2 separate regions of the Homo sapiens genome follow, and region 2 is linked to region 1. A link is a loop called in an ENCODE intact Hi-C map of the cell type or tissue named here. Cell type or tissue: heart right ventricle. All regions are shown on one strand. Links, peaks and the distances in the headings refer to the core of each region. The heading gives the core; the rest is flanking DNA.

Region 1 (9,644 bases), core at 1,139-9,138:
AACAGCTGAATGCAATCAGAGTGCTTTTGGGTGTTGTTTTAGTTAAGAGGCAAAAGAGAAGAGAAAAACACACCCAAACAAACCAGCAGACACACTTGGCATCCAGTGTTTAACGCTCACCCTTTAGTCCCGTCAGTGGGGGAGTGAATCCTGCAGGATACACCACGTTTCACGTCCTCCCCATTCTCCCTGCACCCCGTGAAATTCTCTTGGAAGGAGATGGAAAACTGTGGGGGTTTCATTTAAGGGTCAGCTCACATGTTTAAGCTGCATGTCAGGAAGAAGAAGGCTGAGATCCTTTGAGCAAACAAGTGCCAGAAACTGAAACCCCTGCCTGTCTCTTGTGCAACGCCTCCCCAGCGGTTTGGAGACTTGAGCATTTGAATGGGAGGCGTCCCAAACATTTCAGTCCAGATCTCCTCCAGGAGAGGGTGCTGGGGACCCAGGTCTCTCTCTAGGGCTTTGAAAGAGGCTTGCTCGGTGGAGACAGAAAACATGGGAGCAGTCCAGGGGAGCAGTTGGGCTTTCACAGAGCAAAAGCTGCCATGGCCATCCGGTTCCAGGCACTTGCCATGCAGACATGGGCATGAGGCCTAGCCAGGCCAGGAGCTTGGACAGGGCCACACTGCTACTCAGTGACAGAGGCTCTCCTGACCACTCCAGAGCGCCATACTTTTCCTTGGAACGCTAATCTTGGTCATTCAGTCCTTTAACAAATGCCTTAGTTTTTAATTTGTTAGGTGACCATCTCCCATGACTAGAATCTTTGTTGTGATTGCTATATTCCCAGTGCCTTGAGTGATCCATGAGCTGCACTTATAAGAAAGCTCGGTAATTATCCAGAGTTTACAAGGGAGCGGGTGCGGCATGGGATAACTCAATGCTACCTCCCAACAAGTCAATGAGGTAGGAAATGTCATTACTCCCATTTGACAATCAAGGAAACTGAGTCCCTGAGAGGTTGAGTGAAATTTGCAAGGCCACACAGCTAGTGTGGAGAGTTGTGGGGCAACAGGGATTTGAATCCAGGCTGTCAGATCGAGGACCACACATTCTTAACTGGGCCTCATAGTGCTTTGGTAAATAAATATTGGTTGAGTGAATAAATAAGAAGATGAAATTGAAAAACAGTGGGGTGCGATGTCTGCAGCGAGAGTTTCAGAGGAGGGCAGATTTGGGTTCACACAGGCCTTTACTCTCGTTTACTGATGACCGGTAAATTCCTTAAATTTTCTGAGCCTCGACAGTTTCCTCCTACATGAAATGGAACTAACCATCTTTCTTTCTGGGTTGGGAAGACTTGAGCTTGTGAATGAAGGACTTGGCCCATAGCAAGTGCTGAATAAAGGGCTGCATTATGACTATCTCTGGGCCAGCCCCCAAAGCCCAGACGTAAGCGGGCAGAGGAGCTGCTGCCCGTAACACATCTCTGACTCCAACCAACTGGGTGACCCTGGTAAGTTTCTCAGCTTGCTGTGTCTTGCTTTTCTCTTCTGTAGAGGATGGCTCACTCTTAGTTCCTGCCTGGAAGGCTTGCATGAGGAAAGGGGGCCAGGCCCAAAGTCAGTACTGAATGATCGTCCACTTGGAGGTTCACATTAGGCACTTGTATCCTTGCGGCACTCACATGTTGGGATGCGTGGCCCACTGGTGGCTGGCGGGAATGCCCGCGCTCGGTCATGCTTCGGTGCTTTTGCACACGCTGGCCCTTCGCCCTGGAGTGTTTTTCCAACCAGTGAATCTCCTTTCACCACTTAAGTGCACTGCGTCGCTGAAGGGTAATTATCTGAGTGTTCCAACTCTCCCTCTTGCCCTTTCTGGGCTGTTCTATCCGAGAGCATATTTGTCACTTAGCGCTGGGTCACCTGGGTTACCCATCTCTCTGACTGTGGAGTGTGAGGGTTAACTCACGTCATCCCAGACCAACTTGGTAAAACGCCCCTGGCCACATTTCCCTACGGATACAAGATGTAAGGGTGTGACATTGTGGTAGAAGAAGGCATGAGTGTGATAGAAGAAGGCATGAGTGTGGCAAAAGGAAGCTTTGTTTCTAAGATCTCCAAACCCAGGCCCACGAGCGGCATCCATGCATTCACTCTTGCAGCTGGTTGCCGTTCAATCAGCAAGGAGTATTTATTGAGCACCTGCTATGTGCCCGGCACTTGAGTGGCTCTAGGTTTAAGGCTATGAACAAGAGACCAGGGCGACCCTTACCCCTCCACAGCTTATCAGAAGGACGACACCGCACGGGCGATAGCAGGCCTGGGTGTGGCAGGCTTGGTGGGGATGGTGGGTGTCTCAAGGAGGAAGTTTCAGGGAAGGCTTTGGAGACGGGGCCTCTGAGCTGAGGTGCAAAGGATTAGCCTGGTGTAGGGACGGGGCAGAGGCTTTGCAGGCACGGGGAGTGGAGGGTGCAAGACCGCGGCGAGGGGGCCGGCGAGGGGGGCGTGGGAGTCGGGGCAGGACCCTGCTGGACACCTGGTCTGTCCTCAGTGCCGCTTTCCCCAGGGCCACACAGGCTGGCTCTGGTTATACCCATTTTACAGACGGAGACACTGAGATCAGGGAGCACCGGTGGCCCTGGGAAATGGCCGGGCCTGCTCGTTAATCCCCAGGTGAGCGGGATTCGCTGGCCTGGGGGGCTCCTCTCCCAAGAGACCATCTCCAGGGACGTCATAGTTCATGTCCTGAGCAAGCCGGCAGGCTGGTTTTACCAAGAAAGTAAATAGGTAAATAAAACAAGTAATACAATAAAACAAAGAAACCGATCAACGACATCTTGACCTTAGTATGCCCGGGTGGTCTGCTTTTCGGTGTCCCCAAGGAGAGAGGAAATGTTGTAATTGGATGGCATTGCTGTCAATCATCTCAGATTGGCGGAGGCTGCGGAACCCCTGGGCCTGGGAGGTTGTTGCCATGGAGACGGCCTGCGGCCATGCGGGGCGGGAAGCCCCCTCCTCCTCTCCTGGCCGCCATGCCTGTGGCCTCAGGAGACAAGGTGAATGCCGCACCTGTGGACTCTCAGCCCGTCTAGGAGGAGGATAAAGCACAAATCCGAAATGCAGTGTCCCTGGAAGGGACGCCCTCTCTGGGCCCGCTGGCTCCCGTCTCATTGGGCTGAATGGGGTCATGTGACCACTCTCCGCTGCAAAGGAGTCTGGGAAATTGCATTTTGTTGTTGTTGGAACTCATTTTGAAGCCAAATGAAACGAGAATCGTGTCAACGAGGAAGGTTTAGGGAGGGGGTGGATGTGTAGGCAACCAGCAGAGGGCCCCGAAATCCGTGAAGATCAGGTCTGACGGTGGCTCCATGCTCCCTCCATTAAAGGGCTTCACAAAAACCCTTCCGAAAAGGTATTTCTTGTTTAATATTCGGAATATTTCACTCACTGCCTCATTAGAAAGACAATAAATTAATGTGTTCACGACTTAGAAAAATCAGGAGGAATTAGAGGAATCGGGATTTTTGGGCCAAGAGTCTCCTTGAAATAGGCGCGGGTCGTTGATGATTATCTTTCCACACGGAAGGAAATCCAGGCTCAGGAAGGTCTGGTGATTTTCCCAGAGTCACACAGGCAGAGGGACTCAGACCACAGAACCCCTGCCTGGCTCCAGAATCCCAGCCGCGATGGGCGATGCGGGGGAGTCATCGCAGGTGGGGGCCTGGGAGGCCTGGGAGGCCTGATCTCATCCTCCAGTGTGGCCCTGCCATGTTGCGCCCTGGGGTACCCAGGGCTTCCTCCCCCTCCTCCCGCCCTACCCGGCCCACACCTCTCAGGCTCCCGGTTGGTCAGGGATTTTTTGCAAGTCAGTTATCTGAGCTCAGACTGCTGGCCGTGGAGGGAACCCTTCTCACTGCCTCTGGCTGAAAGCGTTTGCCTCACCTCTCTAAGCCCCGAGGGGACAGAGGAGGCTCTATTGCAGCGGGCGGGCCTGACAGGTCACAAGGAGAGCCCAGATGTGCCGGCAGCCGCCTGTGTTTACACCCATCCCCAAGCATCGCAGCATCGGGGGCAAGACGCTAAGTTTCTCTCAGGTCGTGGCTTCCTCATCATGAGAGTGGGCAGCACACGGCCCCCCACGGGGCTCTTGTGGGGTCTGAGAGAGGAGTGTGGTCACATGGCGCCCGGCCTGCAGAGACAGCATGAGGGCTGTGGATGCCAAGGCCAGTATCTGCCGTGGCGGCCACAGCCCTCATGCCTCCCTGTCAGGAGGCACCAACAAGGCAGTGGGACAATGCGCCCCTTTCTCAGTCTGAGTCCTGTAACCTCTCAGCCTTGGATTCCCGGTCTGCAGTAGGGGAAAATTCCCCAGATCTCCCTCATAGGGGTGCTGTGAGCATGAGAGAGAAAAGCATTGCAATGATGAGTAGTTACTGAGCACCATGAGTAGTTACTAAGCACTGCTCACTTGCCAGGCTCCTGGCTGGCCCTTCTTCTCTCTTCTGCAGAGCTGGGCATCAGAGCACACTGAGCAGCAGGATGAAATGCCCACAGAGCTTCTGAGGCCAAGTCCTGTCTGACAGGTAGGAGGTGGGCCCATGACAAATGACCTTGCCTTCCTAACTCCTTGATTAACTTATCCATCCATGAATGCGCAAAGGCAGTCCCAACACCTCACTAGAACCCATTCCTGGAAACTCCGTTGTAAAGTAAGGAATAAAATTGGTCGGCAGGAATCAGCTTAGAAATAACAACACAGTAAAGTCACGTTCCTGAAAATGGACTGTGCACTGATGAAGTCATATTGAAGATAAAGGGCCTGCTGTTAAGGCAGAGCCCAGGGACACTTATCCTATGTAACCATTTCAACTGGAGAACAATTTCACCCAGTCTAGGACATGGCAGACTATGAACACACCTGTTATCCCGGACACCTGATCTGCCATAGAGCAGCCCTGATGCCTACACAAACCCACTCTCTTGTTTATTGCAATTAGCTTTTTCTATTTTTTTTTTTTTTTGGTCTTAGGTCTACTTTATGATTCAGTAAACATTGAATTAACAATCCATTTTTCTTCTTAGAATGTTGAAGGCCGTTAGGGCATTATATGGAAGGAAAATATTTTCTTAGGAAACCCTGATCTTATTTTCCCTTTCTCTGCCAGAAAAGGTTCCAAAATTCATCTTCACACCTCAGCACCATCCTAGGGGGTTCAACTCATTTAGCTGCTAATGTGGTTTCTCTCCCATAAAAAAAAAATTCTTCAAAAAAGAACTTTGAAGTAAAGTCCCCGTCAGGTGACACAGATGCCAAGTAGGAATGCACTGGGCTTCAAATCACAATAACCCAACTTAAGATGGCTTAAACAAGGGCAGGCTTGTCCTTATCATGCAGTAAGGATGTCGGAGGAAGGCAGCCTCGGGTATCTACTCAGCTATTCACCAGCGGCAGAGATGGCACCTTCTTCCTGCTTGTAGTGGTGTCCCGTGGCTGCTGTAACAAATGCCCATCAACTCAGTGGCTTAAAACACACATGCTTTTATCATCTTAGGGCTCTGTAGTGTAGAAGTTCAGTGCTGGTCTCACCGGGCTAAAATCAAGGTGTAGGAAGGGCTGGTTCCTTCTGGGGAGACCCCTCTGATGATGCCAGGGTCTGAAGATGAATTTGGGATGTCTCTGGAACCTTTTCTGGCAAAGGAAGGGACAGTAAGATCAGGGGTCCCTGAGTGTGTTTCCTGGGAAAATGTTTCCATGAATGTCATGCCGAGTCCTTGCCTTCTCCAGCTTCCAGAGGCTGCCTCATTCTTTGGCTCATGGCCCATTCCTTCGTCTTCAAAGACAGCAGGGTCCCATCTATCCCTCCACCCTCTGCATCCGTTTCTTCTATGACTTCCTCTTCCAGCTCTATTTTCCACTTTTATGGAGCCTGTGCTTACACTGGACTCACTCAGATAATCCAGGACTATCTCTTTATTTTAAGGTCAGCTGATTAGCAACCTACTTCCATCTGCAACTCCAGTGTCCTGGTTCTGGAGTTTAGGATGTGGACATCTCTTGGGGGGCTAATATGATGTCTACCACATTGCTATTGTCTGTTCTGTCATGGCCTCAACATGGCTGCTAGATCTCCAGACATCAGATCTGTATTCACAGAGGGAAGAGAGGAGAAGGTTACTAGCGCTGTGCCTTTTGATTAAGAAAACAAAAGGTTTCCCGGAAGTGTCCCAACAGACTCTGTTTGTATCCCATGGGTCACATGGTCACATCTAGCTGCAAGGGATGCTGGCAAGGTATACAATAGGCAGGAGGCAGCAAGGGAGAAGTTGTGTGCCAGTGACTCAAGGAGGCACATCCGTGGAATCTGTGCAGCCTCCTCCCAGATCCTTAATTTCAGCAAATCCTTGAGGACAGGCCACCCGTAATAGGAAGTGGTGGCTTCCAAAGTGTTTCTTTATGGCTTTCTAGTGGAATATAGTTTATAGGCGCTCTGGGAGTTCTAAAACAGAACTTTAATATCTACCCCTGGAATTGTGCGGGAGGCCATGGGCTTTGGAATGGGCTGACCTGGGTTCTAGCACCTTTTTGACTTGAGAACTAGAGAGAATGTGTGCATAAGTTAAGCTCTCCCTAGCTCGAAAACGCTTCATAACCTGGCATACATCAGTTTCCTCATGGGGTAAATGGTACTGGTAAGGGCGTGAGGCTTGCAGGCCTCTGTGAGGTGAGATGGGATCATACAGAAGAGTTCAGAGCATCTCAGGGTCCTCAGCCGCCAGCCGTTAACCAAACCCACATGATCACAGCGAGGCCTGGAAGAATGCAGAGGGGTAGTTTCCACCTGCAGCACCTTTTAGCAGGTGGGGAAACTGAGGCACAGAGACAAGCGGCCACTCTTCCAGGCCTCCGCAACCAGTATGTGTTAGGGTGGAGCTAAAGTCAGCCTGAGGAGTGATTTCAGGGATGAGCAAAATCAGCGACCAGGGTCCCCGGTCAGTGTGGGTCCCCCTGCCCTGACCCTGGGCCCCCTCCCCAACAAGGTCCTGTCCCAAGGTGGGTGAAGGGTGAAGGGGCCTGCGCAGCTCCCCTGCTGGCGGGCGGGTGCTTCCCTGCCAGGCTGTTTGTTTTGGGCATCTTTCTCATGTCCTCCAAGCTTGCCGCCAGCAGTGTGCTCCCCGGGGGGATGCCGGCGGTGAGAACCTGGGAACTGCCTCTTATCTCTGCAGAGCAGGATGTGTCCTGTGCTGCGCGTCCCCGGTGAGCTTTCCAAGCGCTGTGATGAGCTTGCAGATTTCAGCAGGCGATTGCTCCGGCCGTCCCCCGCCAGCCTTGGGGGGGCTGTGTTTTGTTTCCCAGGCCCCTCGGCACCGCACCAGGTATCCTGCCACCTCCTGCTCCCGTGTCCCTGGCCTTTCAGCTGCTCTGAGTCCATGATCGCCCCTGTAGGTCCGGCCCAGCCGACGGCCAGTGAGAAATGGCACGGGGTGAACTCCTGTTTCCGCCCATTCTTTGTGCAGGGGCAGTGGGTGGTTCCCAGCTGGGGAGGGCTGGGGGCGGGGGGAGGGGGGGCGCAGTGCCCCACATGGCCCTCGGAGGCGCTGTGCAGGCCCGGTTCCGCCCTCATCCCATCCCATCCATACCAACTTCTGAAAGGTGCTCCGACCCAGTGGTGAGTGGATGGAAACAGGTAATTAACCTAATTATACAATGGAGTGTGGGCAGGGCGTCTCAATCTTACCTCCAGTGATATTTGTTTAAAATGCAGATTCTCAGGTCCTGGGGTTCGGCGAGGCACATTCGAACTGGGGTAGGACCCATGATTCTTAATTTACACCAGGCCTCCAGCGATTCTTCTGATGTGGCAAATTTGGGAAAATACTGGCCTGGCAGTTTGGCCCAGGCTCTGGAAACAGGCTAAGTTCCAACTTCACTGCAATCCCCGGTCACTGCGCCTCTTGGAGCTTCTCAGACCACAGTCTCCTCTTCTGTTGACTGGGTCTGATGTTATCTTCCTTCTGTGATTGTTGGGAGAAATCCCAGAGTGCTCTGCACACAGCCAAGCATCCACTGGGTGTTCAGGAAAGGATTAATGCTTATTGTCCAGATGATATTCAAAGACAGAAATCTCCTGGCAAGGTTTCTGATAATCACAAAAACCAGACAGAGCAAACTGAGCTAATTGGGTTGGAGTTAAAAGTAGAGACCTTGAATGTTTTGAGCACACTTGGTGGCCTCGTTTTAGGCATGAACACAATTTCCATTGGAAAATTTTAAACATTGACAGCAATAGAAGGGACTCCATTTCTTTGCTGTCCTCTGTATCCAGGAGCCCTTAAGGAGATCACTGAGTAACTGTGGGGTTCTCAGAGCTGAAGGCATTGGGGCAAGAGAGGGGGTTGAGTCTTCTCAGGATACAGCACGTTGATGAAAGAACCAGCACAGTCGAACATGCATCCCACAAGGAGACATACAGCGGCAAGGAAGGACCCTGCGAGGCCATTGGAGACACTGCTGTCAGATGGGATGAGCAGGCCCCTTCTGGCAGCATCTGTTGAGTTAGCATCAGGCTGGACCACAGAGACGATGCCTGCAAGAGCTGCAAACGCAGGCCATCCCGCCAGCTCTCGTGCAGGAGATGCTAGCTCCTCATCAGGCTCTGAGCCAAGCACATCATCTGCCTTCTGCCCCTCAGTTTCCTAGTGTGTAAAATGAGGATGTTGTGACTCTTACTCCATCAGTCCTTAGGAGGATTCAGGGAGGTGAGGCATAGGAAGTGCTCTGCTTGGTCGCTAGCGAACATCGGTGTTGGTAGAGTTATTTCTTTTTTTACACGTAGGAGAACTGGAGCAGGCATGGCAGAATTCCTCACTAGCAGAAGACCCCCTGGCAGACGTGGAGAGATCTGAGCCACTATAGACACGGCAGCAGGACAGGGCTCTGGAGGAGGGACCTGAGCGGTAGCCTTGGTCCACTGCAGACATCAGCAAGTTCTTAGATCAGGCGGGGAACCGGTCCACCCACTCATGCTCTGGTTTAGCTCCCTACTCTGCTTTCTGAGAGTCAGTTTGGAAGGGAACCTAGCGGAGCTCCTCAGAGTCTCAGGGTCCTTGTCTTTGATGAACTTTCTGCTTGGTCATAGGCAGCCTCTGAATATTCTCTCCTCCCAAGGTTTCTGTTGATCCCAAGCAGGAGGCGCGTGCGCAGAGCTGGTTTATGCCGATTGGCTTGTGTTTTGCCAAGCAAGGGTGCAATGAAATGGGAAGAGTGGGGGCTGCAGGAACGGCCTCATGCTGTATTTCTGAGAGGTGTTTTTCTGCAACAGGAACACATATACACACATGTGCTCACCAACACACAATTCCCCTGTACACACACACACATTACATGACATGCATATACACACACTGTACACATTCATTCACATGCACAGAACATGCACCAACATACATGTACACACACACACACACACACACACACACACACAAGGGGACTGACTTTGGAAACCCAAGTCAAGCCCATCCTCCATGACCCAACCCGAGCTCCTTCCTCCCCTCCACCTGAGACGCGGCTGCTTCTGTGCATTAGGTCGTTCTGTTCCTGTTGAATTCAGGCTCCACCACTGTGGGGTCTTGGTCATATTGCTGAATGGCCCTGATGCTCAGCTTCCTTGTCTGTGAAGTGGACACAGTAACAGCGCTTACCTC
Region 2 (9,644 bases), core at 665-8,664, 200 kb after region 1:
ATAAATTACTTGGTCACCATAATTTTGAGAGATTCTTATGGTGCTTTTGCTCATCTCTATTTTGTGAGCGTTTGCCATCAAGAGAATAAAACCAGAAAAGTGTGGAATGCATCAGCCAAAGCACCACCTTCCTCAGAAAGAGTTCCCCGATCCTCCTGCATGAGACAGTCAAGGCTGAGTCCCCAGTGTCACTTCTTACCTGACACATGGCAGGTGAACGTTAAATGATGGTATTCACCAGAAAGTTGGAAAGCCTACCTCTAGGGCCAGGTGTGGTGGCTTATGCCTGTAATCCTAGCAATTTGGGAGGCCTAGGCAAGCGGGTCACTTGAGCCCAGGAGTTTGAGATCAGTCTGGGCAACATAGCAAACTGCCTCTCTGTCTCTACTAAAAACACAAAAAATTAGCCGGCTGTGGTGGCATGCTCCTGTATTCCCAGCTACTCGAGAGGCTGAGCTGGGAGAATCACCTGAGGCCGGGAGTTTGAGGCTACAGTGAGGTGAGATGGTGCCGCTGCACTCCAGCCTGGGCAACTGGAGTGAGACCCTGTATCGGAAAAAAAAAAAAAAAAAAGAAAAGAAAAAAGAAAAGCCCAAAGCCCACCCCTAGCCACATGGATGACGCTGTCCTGCTAGCAACGGGAAGAAATTAAAACACTCCTCATGCAGACATAGAAAACATGCCTCCTCCAAGGAAGCCATTCCACCGGATGATGGGCAAGGCCGCCCACTCCCTTTGTGGGTGATATTTTCCTGGCTCCGTTTAGCTGGTGTTTGCACCCAATGAGGACCCTCCATGTGGGAGAGGAAGAAATTGACCCAGGAACCAAGCCTGAGGCAGAAGCACCGAGTGTCCACCTTTGTACTGTGCAGAGCTGCAATGCACGCCTGTCTGTTTTTCCAGGGATTTTTTTCCATCCACCTTTGAACTACCTTGAAACAATAAAGTGTTCTCTTTTGACAGGCTGGCCTAATGGGAAGGTTGACCTGATTTCCACTCTCCTACCGAAAAGTGACAATGCAGCCGCTGGGCTAAGGAGGGACGTTGTGTGACCAGTTTAGAGGCAGGAGTTCACGCGGCTGCAGTGAGGAGGGACGTTGTGTGATGAGTTCAGAGGCAGGAGTTCACGCGGCTGCAGTGACCCTCTGCAAAAGGAAGCAACTGGACATTTCCTCTACACGTTGTCTCTTTTGAAAAGTTCCAAGTGAGGAATATTTGTACTTGATTGTTTTTCTTTCCTTGCATGCCAGCAAAAACTTACTCACTTTAAGAGAAACGGAGAAAAAGCCTGGGTTATTAAATTTTAGCGGACAATCACGTTCAAGCCAAGAAAAGTGCCTGCTGATTTCCCCAGGCAGGGCTACCTCTGCCCAGCACCCATAACCACCCCAGATCAAGAGCCTGAGCACAGTTTTGGGACACAGATTTCAGGTCAAGTTGGCTCTCATGCCTACAACCCTTATAATACTCCCTGTTACTTAGGCAGGGGATCTCTGTCTGGTTTTACCTGGAAATCACTTGGAATACTCATAAAAATACTGAGCCTGGGCCTCGCAGGCCAACCTGAACCTCCAGGTGTATGTGTATGTGTGTGCGTATGTGTGTGGTGTGTTGTGTGTGTATGTGGTGTTTATGTGTGTGTGGTTTGTGGTGTGTGTATGTGTGTGGTATGTGATGTGTGGGTGGTGTGTGTTTATGTGTGTGTGATGTGTGTATGGTGTATGTGTGATATGTGTGGTGTGTATGTGTGTGTGTGTGATGTGTGTGTATGTGTGTGTGATTTGTGTGTAGTGTGTGATGTGTGTATGTGATGTGTGTGATGTGTGTGATGTGTGTGGTATGTGTCCATGTGTGTTTATGTGTGTGTGTGATTTGTGTGTATGTGATGTATGAACGTGATATGTGTTTGGTGTGTGTGTGTGTGTGCATGTGTGCTTTGATTCTTCAAAAAATTCTTCGAGTGACTCTAATATGCTTTTATTGTTATTTTTTTTAAGGTCACCAAGTGACTCTAACATGCAGCCAGGCTAGTATCACAGCTGCGGGCCTCAGTCCATTTGCAGGTGGCTTCTTGCTGCCAGCACCAGTGGCCCCATCCCATGGGTGTCTCTGGCTGAGGGAGCACGCTCAACCCACGCAGGGGCAGAAAGAGTTGCTGTAGGGTGGATGGCCCAGGAATAGCCTCCGCCAGCTTGGGTTGAAGGATCAATACCCCAGCTCCCTCACCGCTCATGCAGACCACCTGAGGGGTGCTCCCCACTGTCTCCAGGAAGCCTCTGATGGGTCCGAGTCCAGGTGTCCCTAGGGAAGCCTGACTGTCAGCACTCCCCACCGTGGCTTCCTTCCCTTCCCTGTCACACGTCCTCACGCTGCTACTAAGCTTCTTGGGATCCACCCAAATAAACTCCTGGCACTCAGTGCTCGTCTTGGGTTTGCGGACAGTCCCTAGAAGAAAACTCGACAGTTTCCAGTGAGCCTGCAGCACTGCACAATCTGGCCGCAGGGTGTCCCCTCCTGGGTCCCCTCCCCTTGGCCACCCGAGCTTCCTATGTCTGCCTTAAGTGTCCAGTTTCATCTGTGCCTCTGGATGCAGTGCTCATCCAGACCATTCCTGTCCTTCCCCTCCCTTTAACTGTCTAAATCCTACACATCCTCAGACCCCAAGTAATACCCCTCTGTAGGGCAGCCTTCCGCAGTCCCCCGCCCATCCCTTTGGTTTCTCAGCATTGGAGCATCTGCCCAGACTTTCTTCCCTTGATGCCACCATTTCTGTCTGTCTCCACAGACACCATCTGTGTCCAATCCAGCTCACCGTTCTCCTGTTCTAACATACTTCACCTGCTCCCGGCCTGGCACTGGGGTGCTCAACCCTGGCAGCCCATGGGCATCCCTGGCAGCCCTTGAAAAAACATTGACCCCCTCAGTCCTGCCTCCAGATTCTGCTTTCTGGGGGTGCAGCCTGGATTGCTGGATTTCTAGTGCATAGCCTAGGCTGAGAAACCAGTGCTAGAGTCTCACCTCACTGACCTCCAACCACTCAAGCTCCTCTCTGATCTGTGGGCATGGCCAGTAGAGCCCACCTTGGGCCTCCGCACACACTGCTGCCTCTCCCCAGAATGCTGTTCTTGTCTCTTCCATGGGGATGGCGATCCTTCATTTTTCCCTTCAGTTTTAACTCCATCGTGAATTTTTGAGAAGAGCCTTCTCTGATCACCCCAGCAGTGCTCTGTTTCATCAAGCACTGGCCACAATCTCACAGTCTTGTCTGTTGATTTTCTGTCTTTCCCACCTGGAAGGTGAGTTCCAGGAGGGCAGGGATGGATGTCACTCACCATTGTGGCCTCATTTCCTGAATGAATGAATGAATGAATGAATGAATGAATGGTAAATTATGGTTTATAGTGCTCCTGCTCTTAAAGGCACCCTGCCAGTTGCTTTGCAGGAGACCAGGCTGGTGGTCTCCACTCTTCTGTTTTTGTGATTCCAATACTCAATTCCAAGTCTCATCTAAAACCATCTTTTCTCTCCTGAACGGAATCCACGCCACCAGGCTCAAACCTGCCTCCTTCAGCAAGCCTCCCCAGGACCCTCCTCACACGTTCCCTGATGACACATTCAGGCACACACATTTATTGCGCACCAGCTGAATGCCAGCCACAGCGCTTAGGTGGGGATTCAGCTGTGAACAGCATCATCGGGGAGCAAGCCAGACCTGTGGTGCAGAACCACAGAGGCAAGGAGCCACAGCACCAGAGATTGGCAGGGACCATCCCTCCCATCACCCATCTCCTGATCTAGATGGAGTTGGGCTGCTGAGTGGTACCTGAAGCATCCTAGTGCTCCTGTTCTCAAACCATTTTCATGTATGTGTGTTTTATTTGTTTTGTTTTGTTTTTTGTTTTTGTTTTTGTCTTTTTTTTTTTGAGACAGAGTCTCACTCTGTCACCCAGGCTAGAGTGCAGTGGCGCGATCTCAGCTCACTGCAACCACTGCCTCCCAGGTTCAAGCAATTCTCCTGCCTCAGCCTTCCGAGTAGCTGGGATTACAGAGGCCTGCCACTGTGCCTGGCTAAGTTTTGTATTTTCAGAGAGACGGGGTTTCGCCGTCTGGCCAGGTTAGTCTCGAACTCCTGACTTTGTGATCCGCCCGCCTCAGCCTTCCAAAGTGCTGGGATTACAGGCCTGAGCCACAGTGTCTGGCCATTTTCTTGTTTAAGATGAACTTTTGCTGCCTCTGTCTGCCTGGTGTTTGCACCCAATGCAAGCTCTCCATGTGGGAGAGGAAGAAATTAACTGAGGAACCAAGCCGGAGACAGAAGCACCAAGTCTGCACCTTTGTACCCTGCAGGGTTGTGATAAACTCCTGCCTGTTTTCCAAGGATTTTTTTCTACTCACCTTTGAACTACCTTAAAAAAATACAGTGCCCTCTTTTGACAGGCTGGCCTAATAGGAAGGTTGTCTTCCTTCTTTTTGGAACTCCTACAGAATTTCTCCCAGGCCACAAAGCTACAATGTGGGACTTTCCTTACTTAAAACGTGACTGCCGTTTTCATAGTCAACAATTCCATCCAGCACAAAGGCAAGAGAAACTCATGAGTCATGGCCATCTTTAAAGGGAAACGAAAAAACAGGTGGAAAGTAAATATTTAGAAAGGAAAGGAATAGTTCTCATTCTCATAAAAATGAGGGAGGAAAATGCCATATTGTATATTTCTTCTTATGTTCATAATCCTTTTAACCAAGGGTGCTGACAAGGAGCATTTGTATAGAAATCTTAGATGCTCTGAAGTCAATGCTTACTGCCTGTCAGAGAGACGCTTCGTCTGACCTAATACATCACACACTCTCACACTCATACACTTTTACAAATACTCACATATTCACACACATGCACATACTCTCACATATTCGCACACACACATTCTCACACCCCCACAAAGCTCACACACTTACGCACTCACCAAGCCTATGTCATCCCCCCTGTTTTTTCAGTCTCTAAAAAGCTGCATATACCAAAATGAGCAAAATATGTGAGCTATGAAATCCACCTTGTTGAAAGGCTAGGTTTTATTGGTCAGCTGGTAAATGAAAGCACATGGTGGAGAAGTGCTACGTTCAGGAACACGCTGCGACTATATTACTCCCGGCTTTATTGGTTCATCTCTAATCGGAACCAGCTGGTCATAAAGAATAGAGTTCATGGGAATCCACCCTCTGTTGAAAGCCAGGCCAGGGTGGATGCTGGAAGCTGATGAGCACAATGAAAACAGCTGTAATTGACTTGTGAGGTCAGGCTCTGGGTAAAACTGGGGGACAGAGGTGACGCTACAGCTGGTGCATAAAATGCTGGGCTCCTGGTTACCCATAATTGTGTAAAGAGGAGCTGAAGAGAAAAGCGTCCAAGTCTTAGGAAGCTCCTCCCAGAAGAGTCTGCTGCTGCCGGCCTGCACCCGGCAGCTTCAGAACCACAGAATCACTCTGGGCTGCTTGTTGACATGAGTCACAGTAATTATAAGGATGACACCCGTGATCCTGATGATGATGGTGATGATTACAGTGATGATGAAGATGAAGATGATAATGATGGTGAGGAAGATGATGATGGCGGTGGTGGTGATTAGCATAATGGCAGCAGTCAGAAACTCCAAACAGGCTCCATGAAGCACCAGGAAAATTTCTGTAGCAAAGCCTTGCAACTTTTTTCTTCTTCTTCTTCTGTTTTTGTTTGTTTGTTTGTTTGTTTGTGTGTTTTGAGGCAGGGCCTCGCTCTCTCTTCCAGGCTAGAGTGCAGAGGTGCCATCATAGCTCACTGCTGCCTTGACCTCTTTGGCTCGAGCAATCCTCCTGCCTCAGGCTCTGGTGTGTATCACCATGTCTAGCTAATTAAAAAAAATTTTTTTGAGCAGACAGGGTCTCACTATGTTGCCCAGGCTGGTCTCAAACTCCTGGGCTCAAGTGATTCTCTCGCCTCAGCCTCCCAACATTTATGTTGGGATTACAGGCGTGAGCCACTGAGCCTGGCCAAAGCCTTGCAGCTTTAATGCTGCGGGAGTTGTAACCTTGACAACAAAATTGAACAATTTTCATTTTTCCTTTGTGATTTATCTATTTTAAACACTTTTGCCCCCCTAAACAAGGAAACTGGCCTCTGAATTCTAGAAATGGAACATATACATTTGCCACCCCCATGCCTCTTCCTGTCTCTAATCAGTCCAGTGGGTCCACCCTTTGGAAAATCGTGATGTGTTAGGAGGGCCTGCAGGACATTTTTAGTGCCTGACAACATCCTACCTCTTCCTCTCCCTATAGGATTGTGTGATATGCACCTTGTTCAATACTTAACATTTCAGTTAATTTTTTAAGTTTATTTTTTATTTTTTGAGATGGAGTCTCGCTCTGTCACCAGGCTGGAATGCAGTGGCGCGATCTTGGCTCACTGCAACCTCTGCCTCCTGGGTTCAAGCGATTCTCCTGCCTCAACGTCCCAAGTAGCTGGGACTACAGGTGCGTGCCACCATGACCAGGTAATTTTTGTATTTTTAATAGAGACGGGGTTTCACCATGTTGGCCAGGATGGTCTCGATCTGTTGACCTCGTGATCTGCCCGCCTCGGCCTCCCAAAGTGCTGGGATTATAGGTGTGAGCTTTTACACAAAGATTTTTGAAATAATTTTGCAAATATTGTGAGCTCTGGGGGTGGGTTAGAGTTGGGACCTCCATCTACACTCTGGCTACGCTTCCTTTCTCCAGGCCCAGGTCAGGCAAGTCTCAAGCACACAGTCTGAAGGCAGCTTCACATTTCTTCTGAACACAGGCTGTCATCCCAGTGCTGGAAGTCAGTGAGATCAAGCTCATCTGCGATTCTTGGAGATGCTGAAGCCAAAACAATGCCAAGCTTCTATCTTCCAACTTCATCCCTTCACTTCCACTGGCCCCACAGTGAAAGTACCAAGCTAATGCGCATGGATCAAGTTCCTTCCTCCCCTGGAAACATTAGCTGCCTGAGGGCAGGGGCTTTCACTGTCTCATTCTGTGACACATCACTAGCCTGACTCAACCCATGTTGGTGTTAGCAGTCTGTATCCTGCTCACTAAATCTATTTGGGGAAATTACTGTCCACAACCATCCAATGGCCTTGCTTCTCCTTGGCAGTGATGATGATGTTGGTGATGGTGATGACGATAGTGATGGTGATGGTGTTGATGGTGATGGTGATGGTGATGGTGATGATGGTTATGATGATGATGGTGATGACGGTAATGATGATGGTGATGATGTTGATGATGGTGATGGTGATGATGGTGATGGTGATGTTGGTGATGATGGTGATGTGATAGTGATGGTGACAGTGATGATGGTGATGGTGATGATGATGGTGATGGTGATGGTGGTGATGATGGTGATGGTGATAGTGATGGTGACAGTGATGATGTTGATGGTGGTGATCATGGTGGTGATGATGGTGATGGTGGTGATGATGGTGATAGTGATAGTGATGGTGACAGTGATGGTGGTGATGATGGTGATGGTGATAGTGATGGTGACAGTGATGGTGGTGATGATGGTGATGGTGATGATGGTGATGATGGTGATGGTGATGATGATGGTGATGGTGATAGTGATGGTGACAGTGATGATGGTTATGGTGGTGATGATGGTGGTGATGATGATGGTGATGATGACGATGTTGGCAGTAATGATGATGATAATGGTGATAAGTTTTTTCTTTTTTATTACCATGACCATTACTAGAACTAATGAAGTAAGTTAATCTGTAGTCACAAGGGTTTGCGAACATTTCCAGCAGCAAGACCACTTCTTTTCTATATGTCCTCACCCTAAATTGTGGAAGATGTTATAAAGAAGCTCATTGTCTGTCTCTGATCAGTTTGGGTCCAGGAAGGAAATGCCCTGAGGCAGATGGAAAGAGAAGTCCGTGTGTCCTGGAACGGAGGCTTAGCTGAGGGGGTCAGTGAGAGAGGCCAGCACTTGGAAGCTAAGGAGCACCCCCTGCCCAGCCACTTGGGGTCGGCTCCTCCTTCCCCACACATGGCACACACACCTGCCAGCTGGCCTTTGCTTTGCCAGCCTTTGTCCTGAAATGCCCTTTGTCCTTTCCGCCAAATCATCCTGCAGGTTGAAACTAGGTCCAAGTGCATCGAGCTGTCACCAGGTGCCTAGAACTGTCCCATTTCATCCTCTCAATAACTCTATGACATAGGGAAGGTAGGCACATGACCTCCATTTCACAGATGAGGAAAGTGAGGTTTCCAGAAGGGAATTCATTTGTCCAAAGTCACCCTGCTAATATTCAGTAGACCCCACAGTCCCCTCTCCCCATGCGCTTTTTGAGGCACCTTTAGGTTTCTTGGAACCGAGTTCAAAAACCACTGACCTTGTTTCTCTCTTATGGGCTTTTCCAGCCTGTGATGTGGTTATTTTTACAACTTTGGTCCTCTCTTTTGGTCCTGAGATGGTAAGACGTGGATGAAATTCAACACACCCTGTACCCAATAGGGCTCACCAGTGGCTTTGAAGGCAAAATGTTTTCTTTCGTAAATCTAGAATTTAGAAAATAAATTCTTCTTCCCCACAGGCAGATGCTGACCCACCCACTAAGGCTGAGGCCAAAGAAAATTCTCCGATGACAAGGCTCTGCAGGTGCCATACGGAGCGAGTGCTTTTCAGGCAGTTGGCGGAGCCCAAAGCAAGCTTCCCCCAGAGCATCCGAAGGGGCCACTTGGCTGCGGTCGCCATCGCGAGAACAACAGGAAACTGAGCAGGGGCTGCTGTCGTCCTGGGCAGGACAGCTCTCCATTTCCCTTCAGGCCTGGCATTGTTTTGCTGATGGAAGAAAAGTGGAATGGGGCGTGATCACACTGCCGGCTCAGCAGCTGGAAAGCTCATGTGTTTGCTTAAATGTGCACAAGTTGAGGTCCCTCTGTGCTGCTGATCCCCACCCCCTCTCACCACAGGGTGTTTTCTGATCACCAAATGTATGTTGGTTAGAAGACTTGGCAGTTCTCTGGCCCCAGAGGTAGAGCTAGAAGTTGACGCAGAGTCTCAAGTGGCAACTCTGTTGTCTATGCTGTCTGTTGGTGATGATGGGCCGGGCGTCCCAGGAGGAAGATGACTTTCCAAGGTCCCTTTCTGAGGCGGGATGGCGCAGGGGAGACACTGGCAAGGAGAATGAGGGTTGGGGGAGCTCCAGGGCTCCTCTGCTCCTGAGTGTCAGTGGAGGGTGGACATTGACCAGACCAAAGAGTCTTTGAAACAGGGTCATGGGCAACCATAACTGCATTCCAAGAGGCCCAAAAGACGGAAGGCCCAGGAGACCCCCAAGAATGAGTGTGTGATGAGCAGCCAGGCCCTAATCACCCAAGTCCTGGCTTTGAGAGGGGAGGGGTTGGGCACATAGTATTTATCAGCATTGTCATTAGATTAGAGCACTAGTTATCCAGTCTCCATAAGGTTAACAATCTCTGGGGAGCTTTCTATAAAATGCTACCTCCCCCCCCGCAACTCCAAGGTTCCACGCCAGTCCATCTGGAAAGGGGTTTGGGAATCTGCATTTTAACAACATCCTGTGTGTTTCTGGTGTGGCGGTGAGTGGGTCACACTCTGAGAGACAAGGTCTTAGAGC

Evidence for each region. Peaks named below come from ENCODE experiments on the same cell type or tissue, not always from the same donor. Only the 100,000 strongest peaks of a DNase experiment are listed, where the experiment ranks them.
Region 2: it touches region 1 in a loop (2.0-fold over the local background); 5 of 110 quality-filtered maps call a loop at or near these places.

The regions. Positions count from the first base shown.
Region 1 is chr16:87,050,976-87,060,619 of GRCh38, reverse strand. It overlaps LINC02181 (long intergenic non-protein coding RNA 2181), which reads right to left and starts at 2,836. Exons shown (of 3, transcript NR_126008.1): 1 at 121-2,836. In heart right ventricle, for the core only: CTCF peaks have their summits at 3,267 (motif pointing right), 4,320 and 7,552; no DNase peak of the experiment used is centred there; H3K27ac peaks cover 504 bases; H3K27me3 peaks cover 1,836 bases.
Region 2 is chr16:86,850,032-86,859,675 of GRCh38, reverse strand. No RefSeq gene overlaps it. Among named protein-coding and RNA genes, the nearest start is that of LINC02188, 130 kb to the right of the region's middle. RefSeq lists an enhancer at 8,814-9,314. In heart right ventricle, for the core only: no CTCF peak of the experiment used is centred there; no DNase peak of the experiment used is centred there; H3K27me3 peaks cover 241 bases.